Regions from separate parts of the Homo sapiens genome. Here region 2 is linked to region 1. A link is an interaction called in ENCODE POLR2A ChIA-PET data of the cell type or tissue named here. Cell type or tissue: CD4-positive, alpha-beta T cell. All regions are shown on one strand. Each heading gives the region's core, and the rest is flanking DNA. Links, peaks and the distances in the headings are about the cores only. Region 1 has its middle 11 kb from the start of LINC01816. Region 2 overlaps ARHGAP25 (Rho GTPase activating protein 25).

Evidence for each region. ChIA-PET counts read pairs that join two places held together with the same protein. Peaks named below come from ENCODE experiments on the same cell type or tissue, not always from the same donor. Only the 100,000 strongest peaks of a DNase experiment are listed, where the experiment ranks them.
Region 2: POLR2A ChIA-PET joins it to region 1 with 5 read pairs; 1 of 35 experiments calls an interaction of 5 or more read pairs at or near these places.

Annotation. Positions count from the first base shown.
Region 1 is chr2:70,133,951-70,139,327 of GRCh38, forward strand. No RefSeq gene overlaps it. Among named protein-coding and RNA genes, the nearest start is that of LINC01816, 11 kb to the left of the region's middle. RefSeq lists enhancers at 1,798-1,857, 1,918-1,967, 4,321-4,862, 4,863-5,377 and a silencer at 5,147-5,377. In CD4-positive, alpha-beta T cell, for the core only: no CTCF peak of the experiment used is centred there; DNase peaks (open chromatin) are centred at 311, 1,567, 2,131 and 3,781; H3K4me3 peaks cover 1,200 bases; H3K27ac peaks cover 4,228 bases.
Region 2 is chr2:68,803,782-68,809,158 of GRCh38, forward strand. ARHGAP25 (Rho GTPase activating protein 25) reads left to right here. Exons shown (of 11, transcript NM_001007231.3): 5 at 3,492-3,699. Among named protein-coding and RNA genes, the nearest start is that of LINC01888, 26 kb to the right of the region's middle. In CD4-positive, alpha-beta T cell, for the core only: no CTCF peak of the experiment used is centred there; DNase peaks (open chromatin) are centred at 2,850 and 4,380; H3K27ac peaks cover 1,095 bases.

The DNA.
Region 1 (5,377 bases), core at 153-5,152:
GCAGATGGGAAACTGCTTCATTATGTCCTTGGGAATCTCAGAAAACTGTCAGCTTATGAAATAGAGCTCAAAAGCAAGTAGAAAATCACCCATTCCCATTGATGACGGGTAGTTTTTCTTCCAGGCAAAGAGGATCACAGGAACATGGGGGCATGAAATGACTGAAGGAATCTGGGCTGGGGAAGGCCCCATGCAGTTTCTGGGCAGACTGGGTCTTGTCTCAGACCAACAACCTTGGTCCAAATTTGTCATAAGGACATGACAAACTCAGTATACAAGCATTACCGCGTAAGTAGTAGGCCCTATTTTGTTGGTGACTGAAGATTGCCTTTGAATTCCCCAGTGCCCATAGGCCCTGCACGCCTCACCATCTGCCATTGAACAGTGTAAGGTGTAAGCAGATCAGCTCAGCAGAACAGTATAAGGCTACACTTTGAACAGTAGCTGTCTCCTTGGGGGAACCCTACAATGAAGGGGAATCCATTAAAAGGAGGGTATAGGCTAGATGTCTGTTCTCCAGGCTTGTCATGGCAAGCTCAGGATCAGAGAGACCACCCATCCATTCATCAATGCATTCATTCACTCATTCAATAGACATCTATAGAGCACTTTTTTTTTTTAGACGGAGTCTCTCGGTTGCCCAGGCTGGAATGCAGTAGTGCGATCTAGGCTCACTGCAACTTCCGCCTCCTGGGTTCAAGCAATTCATCTGCCTCAGCCTCCTGAGCAGCTGGGACTACAGGCATTAGCCACCACGCCTGGCTAATTTTTAAAATATTTTTAGTAGACATGGGGTTTTACCATGTTGGTCAGCCTCGTCTCGAACTCCTAACCTCAAATGATCTGCCTGCCTCGCCTCCCAAAGTGCTGGGATTACAGAAATGAGCCACCACATCCGGATTTTTTTTTTTTTTTTTTTTTTTTTGAGACAGGGTCTTGCTCTGTCACTCAGGCTGGAGTGCAGTGGTGCAATCACGGCTCACTGCAGTCTCAACCTCCTGGGCTCAAGCAATCCTCCCTCCTCAGCCTCCCAAGTAACTGGTACTACTGGCGTGTGCCACCATGCCCAGTTAATTTTTGTATGTTTTGTACAGACAGGGTCTTATGTTACTCAGGCTAGTCTTGAACTCCTAGGCTCAACCAATCCTCCAGCTTTGGCCTTCCAAAGTGTTGGAATAACAGGTACTGTTATTCCGAGTAACTGGTACTACTGGCGTGCGCCACCATGCCCAGCTAATTTTTGTATTTTTTGTAGAGACAAGGTCTTACTATGTTACCCAGGCTATTCTCGAACTCCTAGGCTCAACCAATCCTCCAGCTTTGGCCTTCCAAAGTGCTGGAATAACAGGTGTGGGCCACTGTGCCTGGCCACTGCAAATTCTTGGGAGCCTGCTGTCTCTCTTAGCCAGGTTACAATGGATACTATCTGTTAACACTAGTATTCCTACTATCCCATATTCAATCTTTACTCCTCAATCACAAACTTTTTTTTTTTTTTTTTTTGAGACAGAGTCTCATGCTGTCCCCCAGGCTGGAGAGCAGTGGCGCAGTCTCGGCTCACTGCAAGCTCCGCCTGCCAGGTTCACACCATCCTCCTGCCTCAGCCTCCCGAGCAGCTGGGACTATAGTTGCCCGCCACCACACCCGGCTAATTTTTTTGTATTTTTAGTAGAGATGGGGTTTCACCACGTTAGCCAGGATGGTCTCAGTCTCCTGACCTCGTGATCCACCCACCTCGGCCTCCCAAAGTGCTGGGATTACAGGCGTGAGCCACCGCATCCTGCCCTCAACCACAAACTTTTATTTCCTTCTGCTATTCTATCCCATGATTCTCATAAACCATCAAAATGTCTTCAGAATGCCAATTTTTTGTGTGTTCCGATTTCATCTCTGGCATGATAAACTTTATAGCTCTGAAACTCTTGGTTCAAAAAATAGTGCCGTGGAGAGCTAGGTGGTCACCCTGAGACCACAACTTGCAGTCCCTCCAGGCTCATGCCTGTATCTGTGAACAGGGAATCTCCTGAGGAAATACACGTGGTCTCCACAGATTCCACAGCCACACCCATCTCATGACCTGGATTCCTCCCCTCCCCCCTGCCCAGCCTCCACCCCCTGGGCAGGAAAAGGAGCCGAGAAAGTGAGTCTTCAGCTCCTTCCTCTTCTGCACTTAGATCTATCACATCTCACCACATCAACACTGTTATTTTCTTAGAACTATATAGTGTTTATATTTGGGGTCTAGGGTAAAATTCCATTTTCATCTATCATTGCAACTGGCTTTTCTGGCTTTCTCTTTTGGAGATCTTGGCTTATTTTTCCCCAGGGAGTGAGTCATATTCACAAACACGCCTTATCTCCTGGGACACAACCTGGTCAGTTAGCTACCCCAACTCACAGAAAATGATCACAAAGATTTTGTGTCCCTTTTACTTTTTTTTTTTTTTTTTTTTTGAGATGGAGTTTCGCTCTTGTTGCCCAGGCTGGAGTGCAATGGCATGATCTCGGCTCACCGCAACCTCCGCCTCCCGGGTTCAAACGATTCGCCTGCCTCAGCCTACTGAGGAGCTGGGATTACAGGCACCCGCCATCACGCCTGGCTAAGTTTTGTATTTTTAGTAGAGACGGGGTTTCACCATGTTGGCCAGACTGGTCTCTAACTCCTGACCTAAGGTGATCCACCCGCCTCAGCCTCCCAAAGTGCTGGAATTACAGGCGCGAGCCATCGCGTCTGGCCCCCTTTTACCTTTATATCACTCACTTCCACAAAATTTATTTAAAATTTAGAGGAAAACCTCTGTACTTCCTCCTGCCTCCCACCCCTTGTTTTTTTTATTAATTTTTTTTTTTGAGACAGACTCTTGCTCTGTCACCAGGCTGGAGTGCGGTGGCACAATATCAATTCACTACAACCTCCGCCACCCGGGTTCAAGCAATTCCCCTGCCTCAGCCTCCCAAGTCGCTGGGATTACAGGCACCCATCACTACCCCCGGCTAATTTTTTGTATTTTAGTAGAGACGGGGTTTCACCATGTTGGCAAAGATGGTCTTGATCTCCTGACCTCGTGATCTGCCAGCCTCAGCCTCCCAAAGTGCTGGGATTACAGGCGTGAGCCACCGTGCCTGGCCCCCTTGTTTTAATTTTCTCCGTAGCACTTGTCACTATCGACATACTAGATAGCTTATTCATTTGTTCATCATTCATTCATTGTTTGTCTCTCTCTCTTTCCTCACTGGAATGTAAACTTTTGGCCAGACATGGTGGCTCACACCTGTAATCCCAGCACTTTTGGAGGCCGAGGCTGGCAGATCACTTAAGGTCAGGAGTTCAAGAACAGCCTCTGGCCAACATGGTGAAACCCCATCTCTACTAAAAATACAAAAAAAATTAGCCAGGCATGGTGGTGCATGCCTGTAGGCTGCAGTGAGCCGAGATTGCGCCACTGCACTCCAGCCTGGGTGACAGAACCAGACTCCATCTCAAAAAAAAAAAAAAAAAAAAAAAGAATGTAAACTTTTTGAGGGCAGGGCTTTTGTTTGTTTTGTATATTGCTGTATTCCCAGGCCCAGCTCAGTGCCTGGCACATAAAAAATACTCAATAAAGGTTGAACAAATAAATTGGTGAATAAATAGTTGATTTTTCCTTCCTTGTCTGAGGCCTACCACTTCCCTCTCCTGCCACAATGTCTTTCCATTGGCTCAGTCCCTAAGAGATCAGATGACTGTATGTTCTGTGTAAGCTGTGGAGGCGAACCACCAAAACAGTGGGTAGTTCCTCTCCATCTCCTGCATCTCCATCTACTGATAGCACAAACATTTTGCAAGTCCTACTCACCTCCTCTGTGGCACCATCCCTTAACCTCCCACAGTGATCTCACCTTCTTCTGAACTCACAGCATCCAGTGCATGTATCATTCATCTACAATTTAGCACTTTCTGCCTTGTGTGGATAATATAATTCTCCTGAATGTGAGCAAAGCTGGCTTCCTGCACCAACCCCTTCCCCTCTTTCCAGCAGCTCCTCACTTCTTACCTCGCGGAATTTAAACAAGGACCCAGATGTGGGACTTACACTTTCAGGCTGGCCCAGTACGAGGGGACTCATCTCTCAAACACCTAGAGAGTTCACATAATGTTGAGGGACATATAAATCAAATGCCAATTTACTCACACTGAGGAATGACAGATATTCAAAATGGACTGCAACGCTTGAACTGGCCTGACTGGCCGATGTCCCCATGGGCTAAGGATTGCTTAGTAAAATGCAGACTTAGAACAAAAGTAACCAACCTAAAGTCAGGTCTCACTTTTTAAGGCAGAAGATCCTCTTTCCTGCAACAGGAGCAGCAGCCTGACCAAGGAACTCACGGAGCTTACCTGGTCTCCCACTAGCCTTGGGTCCTGCCAGGGCTGTACTTGGAAGCACAGGTACTTTCAAGGATGGCCAAACCCCTCCTGTTAAGTTTGCCAAACTGGTTTATAACCCAATTGATTAAACTTCACCTAAATTACAACCACTTTCCAGCCCCTCTCCTATTAGACTATAAGCTCCCGAGGGCCCATGCCTTGCAGGTTTCTTTTTTCTTTTTTTTTTTTGAGATGGAGTTTCGCTCTTGTTGCCCAGGCTGGAGTGCAATGGCACAATCTCGGCTCACCGCAACCTCTGCCTCCCAGGTTCAAGCAATTCTCCTGCCTCAGCCTCCCGAGTAGCTGGGATTACAGGCATGCACCACCATGCCCAGCTAATTTTGTTTTTTTGTTTTTTTGAGACGGAGTCTTGCCCTGTCGCCCAGGCTGTAGTGCAGTGGCGCAGTCTCGGCTCACTGCAACCTCCGCCTCCCAGGTTCAAGTGATTCTCCTGCCCCAGCCTCCCGAGTAGCTGGGATTACAGCCGTGTGCCTCCATGCCCAGCTCATTTTTGCATTTTTAGTAGAGACGGGGTTTCACCATGTCGGTCAGGCTGGTCTAGAACTCCTGACCTCATGATCTGCCCGCCTCGGCCTCCCAAAGTGCTGGGATTACAGGCGTGAGCCACCGCGCCCAGCCTTAATTTTGTATTTTTAGTAGAGATGGGGTTTCTCCATGTTGAGGCTGGTCTCGTACTCCTGACCTCAGGTGGTCCACCCGCCTCGGCCCCCCAAAGTGCTGGGATTACAGGCGTGAGCCACCCCGCCCGGCCAGCAGGTTTCAATAAGTATGTTGTGACAGAAAGGGCCGCTTTGTCAGCAAAGAAAGAAATAGAAAAACTCACTCCGCCCACAGTTTTTTTTAAGAGACAGGGTCTCTCTCCGACGCCCAGGCTGGAGTGTGATCACAGCTCACTGCAGCCTTAATCTCCAGGGCTCAAGCTTTCGTCCTACCCTCAGCCTCCCAGAT
Region 2 (5,377 bases), core at 117-5,116, 1.3 Mb before region 1:
AGATGAGGGAGTTCACTCGTAACCCTCCATTTGATAATGGAAGGAAAGAGGAGCCAAGATCACCTGTTGAGACAGAGAAGGGAGGGAATGGGTGGGGAGCTCAACAGGAGTGGCAAAAATTTGGAACCAGTGTCTTGCAGAGATTGGAAGGATAAATTTCCACAATATGGTTGTGCATGGTCTTTTGTAGTTCTCAGTGGCCTGATGAAGACACGCAAAGGGTAGTAGGAAGCAGCAGGGCGGGGATGTTGAAGAAAAAAGTATGGGTCAGATTAATATTGAAAGGGCTGCATTTGAGGCATGAGAGAAATAGAGGATGAAGGCAGGACAAGGCTGATAGACTGGGATGAGGAGAAAAGCTAGAGAACTAGACATATATTAAGGTGCAAGAAGGAGCTTGGCCCCAAATCATCTGCAAGGTGGAGCATCTCCTATAAGACCTCAGAAATGGAGCTTGAATTTGAAAGCTTTGACTTCTCTGTGCACATCCTTACATTGTGTTTGTGCTATCTTTCCCCATCAAGTCCAGTGGACCTCTGGAGCCTGAGTTTCAACTGTTCCAAGAGACATCTGCCTCTCTCATTGAAGGGCCCCTCTCTGGACCTCTCAAAAGAGAATTTTCCTGATGCTATCTGGTCTGTTTTAAGTCGGAATATTTCAATCATGTCCTATCAATTTGGTGAAAAGATCTGTCCAGCTCCTTTTACAGACAAATAGAAACCTAATTCCATATGGTTATTGAAATTTTCTAATTGTTTCTCACCATGTTTTGTGTGACCCCTCAAAGGCAGACAGTCCATCTGTTATGTTATTTTCATAACTTGTTGGCAAACTCATTAAAAGCAGGAACAAGGTCTTCCATGTCCCTTGTCTGTACAACCCATTCCATGGAACCTGGTGCTGGCACATGGCAGGGCACTCAATGCATGCTAGTGGGAAGCTGAATTCATATATCAAGGAGATTCCTATTAGTGTTTAAACTAAAGAAATGCCGAATAACCATTAGTCATGTGAAATACTTGCTTAAAGACAAATTGATTCATTAAATCCTTCAGCAAAATTTGTTGACTGTCTACCTTTTGCCAGGGGTTACACTAGACATTGGGGATGAAAACAGCCTTTCCTCCTATTCTCAGTAGCAGGGAGCTTACAATCATGCAGATGACACAGGTACATACAAATCATGATCACAGAGTGCGGGAAGGATTGGGATATTCAAGAAACAATACGGTGCACAGAGTAGGATGTAGTCCCTCCATCTGGATGTCAGGAAGGCATGGCAGATATGATGATATTTGAGAGGGGCCAAGGAGGAGAAAAAGAATTTTGTCCTCTTTGTCCTCCTGGTGCAGCCAGGGAAGGGGGAGAGCAGACTGGACAGGGAGGAGACTGTTCAAGGACATGGAGACTGCAGAGCATTACGTTTTGGAAACGTCAGTGTGAGTTGCTTCTTGGGGCATGGCAGGACATCAGGCCAGGAAAGCAGGTGGGTGCCAAGCCTTGAGGAATGCCAGCCTTGATTCTCAAACTTTAGCCACAGAAGTATCTAATCACAGTCTCACCGCAATGCAATAAGTGAAACGAACAACAGCCAAGCAGATTTGGTGGTAGTGGGGAATACAGAGGCCACCTATTCAGCTCCTTCTAGATTCCACACTCTCACCTCCCAACACCTGATGTGATGAAAGAGGAGTCCCTGATGAACTGCCAGGGCTTTAAATGTCTATTTGAAAACCATCACTGTGGCAGTTGGGAGAGAAGCAGATGAGTACTGAAAACCAAGAGAAAGGCGCTCAAGCAGAATGATGCTTTAGAAAGGCAAGCAGCAGGAGGGTTTCGAACATGATAGAGAGAAGAGACTGTAGCGGTTACAGGTGAGAGAGGAGGCTGGCCTACGCTGGGTAGTGGGTAGGAGCGGAAAAGAACATGAGGGTCAAGAGCCTGGTACAGCTCTATACAGGTGGAATCCACAGGAACTCGAGGTGGGATGGAGGGGACCAACGTGAGAGAGAGAATCATGGGGAGAGTCAAGTGACTTTGCAAACGGATGTCCTAGGGATTGAAGTGCTGGGTGCAGCAGAGCCCTGATTATGGCAGAGGGAAAGTCACGCAGGACAGGACAGAAGCCACGGCCTGTCTTCTGAACCTCCAGGGTATGGAAGCCTGGTGGGAGAATGGATAGGCAGTGGTTGTCCTGATTTGTAAATTTGTCTTCTCACACTGCCGGTGCGGGGAAACTGTGGAGCAAAGTTTCTCCACGCAGACAGAGCTGGGGTGGAGCTGGCCCACACTTGCTTTGCTGGAGGCAGGGTAATTTGGGAAAATATTTTTGGAAAGCAATTTGCATGCCATCAAGTTATAAAAATGTTCAAACCTCTTGACCCAGTAATTCTACACTTGGGAATTTGTCCTAAGGAAATAGTTCAAAAGAATGAAACGCTTTTGTTCATGCATCCAAATGTTAATTAATTAGAAATTATGCATTGTACTGCATACATTCCAGGATCTCTGCCAGGTGAATGAACGTGTTTGCTGTGGCAATGTTTATAATTAGGACATAGTAAACAACCTAAATTATTTTAAATGCCACAGTGGTTTAGTGAGATGAAACATCTATGTGATAGACTACAGTAGTCCCTCTTTATCCTTGGGGGGATACATTTCAAGACCGCAGTGGATGCCTGAGATCTCAGGTAGTACTGAACCCTATACACATTATGTCTTTTCAGTCTTATAACTGAGACAACTACTAAGTATAACTGAGACAACTACTACGCGACTCCTGGGCAAGTAGTGTATATAACGTGGATACACTGGACAAAGGGATGACTCACATCTTAGGCTGGACCGAGCGGGACCGCGAGAGATTTCATCATGCTACTCAGAATGACATGCAATTTAAAACTTATGAACTGTTTGTTTCTGGAATTTTGCATTTAATATTTTCAGACTGCAGTTGACCGTGGATAAGGGAGGATGCCATACTGTGTTATGCTTTACTACTCTGTGACGCCAGTGGAACTCAAAACGGCCTGCTTGCTGCCGTGGTTAAGGCATATTGTTGGGAGTTCACTGCCTAGGCCTGAATCCCAACTGTGTCATGCTCTGAGCTGCCTGACTTTGGCAAGTGTCTAAGGCTCAGTGTCTTTAACAGTAAGGTGCGTGTGACATTAATACCATCTCATGGGGTTGCTGTCAAGGTTAAAGGACAAAAAGTGTGCAATTCCTAGCAAAAGAATTCAGTAAAAGCCAACCATTATTTTAAATATGTAAGAAATGTGGGTCAATATAAAAAGACTGATAAAGACTGCCTCAAATTTACAGGCCCCTATTTATAGCTTCAGGAAATATTCTGAGTGATTTATCTCCCATATTTTGTCTAGTATCATTGCAATAAAACCTGTGAAGACACAGGTGACACAGAAAGTCAAGAAATAGTTCATCCAAGGAAGCACAGAATGACGGGCAGGTTCTGTTTGCTCTCTCCTCAGCAGTGTTTGGCCAGCGCTTGGATGAGACTGTGGCCTATGAACAGAAATTCGGCCCCCATCTGGTGCCCATCCTGGTGGAGAAATGTGCAGAGTTCATCCTGGAGCACGGCCGGAATGAAGAGGGCATCTTCCGTCTGCCTGGGCAGGACAACCTGGTGAAGCAGCTGAGAGACGCTTTTGATGCTGGGGAGCGGCCCTCCTTTGACAGGTACATTGCCCCACTGCAGTGTCCCACCTCTGCCCTCCCCTCTGCTTGGCTTGGCTGGGAGGGCCTCTCCATTCCAGTTGAGCTATGGGACTTGCATAGAGACTTCTAAGAGCCCTGGCTTACAACAGAAAGAGCCTTTGTTTCGCCCATGATTGGGAATTTGGGAGACGGGAGCACAGTTAGGAGAGTGTGCAGATAGTTTATGTGACAGATGATGTGAACCAGAACTGGAACCCTGCTGGGCAGATTCAGGTGATGTTTAAGGCACAGGAGAAGGTGATGTGCAGAGGAGGGGAGAAAGATGGGACGTTGCCTGAGGCTCACCCTTCAGGACAGATGAGGAACATGGAAGAGCTGAGCTGTACAAACACTCAGTGTAGTGGAGAATGCACCAGATCTATATCCAAGGGCACCAGCGGCTTTCGTTAGCATTCCAGAAGTGGCTAGAACCAGGACTTCTTGTTAGTTTCCTGGATCACAGTACTACGTGATTCTGACTCAGTTCTGAGCCCTTTTGCAGGAGCACATCCTGATATCTTGGCCGCCTGGCATTCCTAAGTGTGGAGGTCTCCCAGCCCTGTTTGGGGCATATCAGGCATAGTGACATTTCCTCCCACCACCCCCTTCCTCCCCACCTTCTCCAGCCACTCAGCTGAGGTTTCCTTCTCTGCCACACTCAGCTAGTAAAATCCCCACCCGATGTTGTGCAATCTCCACCCCAGTTGCCTGCGTGAACTTGTCCTGCTGGCATAAGATTGACTGCTCTTTCCAAATTAGCAGCCCATAAACCAAGGTTTAATAAGATGGGCCTGAACTCTACCCAGTTTCCAAAAATGAAAGTTGCTAAGCTTATTTTGGACAATGGGGTTGGGTTGATTCTGAGAAAATTGTGAAGACCTAAGTGTCATCTTGTGTAGAAGCTCCCTCACCCCTCACTCTAATCACCAACGCCGCCCATTTTTCCTCCAAAGCTTCTCTGAGGTCTATATGTTTCTCTCCATGCTTATGGCCACAGTTGTAGTTTGGACAACCATAGGGGTGTCTTTCTTGCCCTTAATAAGTTAATTTCCCATGGGTGCTATATTTTAGCACCCTAGGAAGCAAGAGATGGGGTTCTTATTGGAACAATAGCCCGTTATTGGCATCAAACACAGGGACCTTTCAGCAGCACCATAAACTGCACCTTGTTATCAGGCACTTGTTCCATTATGCTCACCACCTTTATATTCAGTTTCTTTTTATGTTTTCAGTTAACCTTGGCCTGAAGAAAGATACAGGTGGGTTGTTGCTAGAGCAATGCCATATAGTGTGCCAAAAGGAATAGAGGTGATTGCTGGGATATGCCAAATAACTGCCTTAGGCTCTAGCCTATGCACTATGGAGTTGGCATGGGTGGTGGTGTGGGAATCTTTGATTATTTTGAAATATTTGAGGCTGGAAGAAGGAAAATTACCTTACCTTGCGACATCTCCACCCCTAGAAGTGAGGGGTAGGGTTTTTACACATCCAGAAATAGGAAAGGTCATCGGGGGCTTTTCAGGGGCTTCGCAGGGGCAACTCTTAGGTCCACATAACCCTTGAGAGGACAAGTCTGATTTGGGAGGTATGACTGACTCTTATTTGATTCTTATTATTTAGTTACATTTGGGCATATTTAGGAGAGACCAGGTCTTCTCTC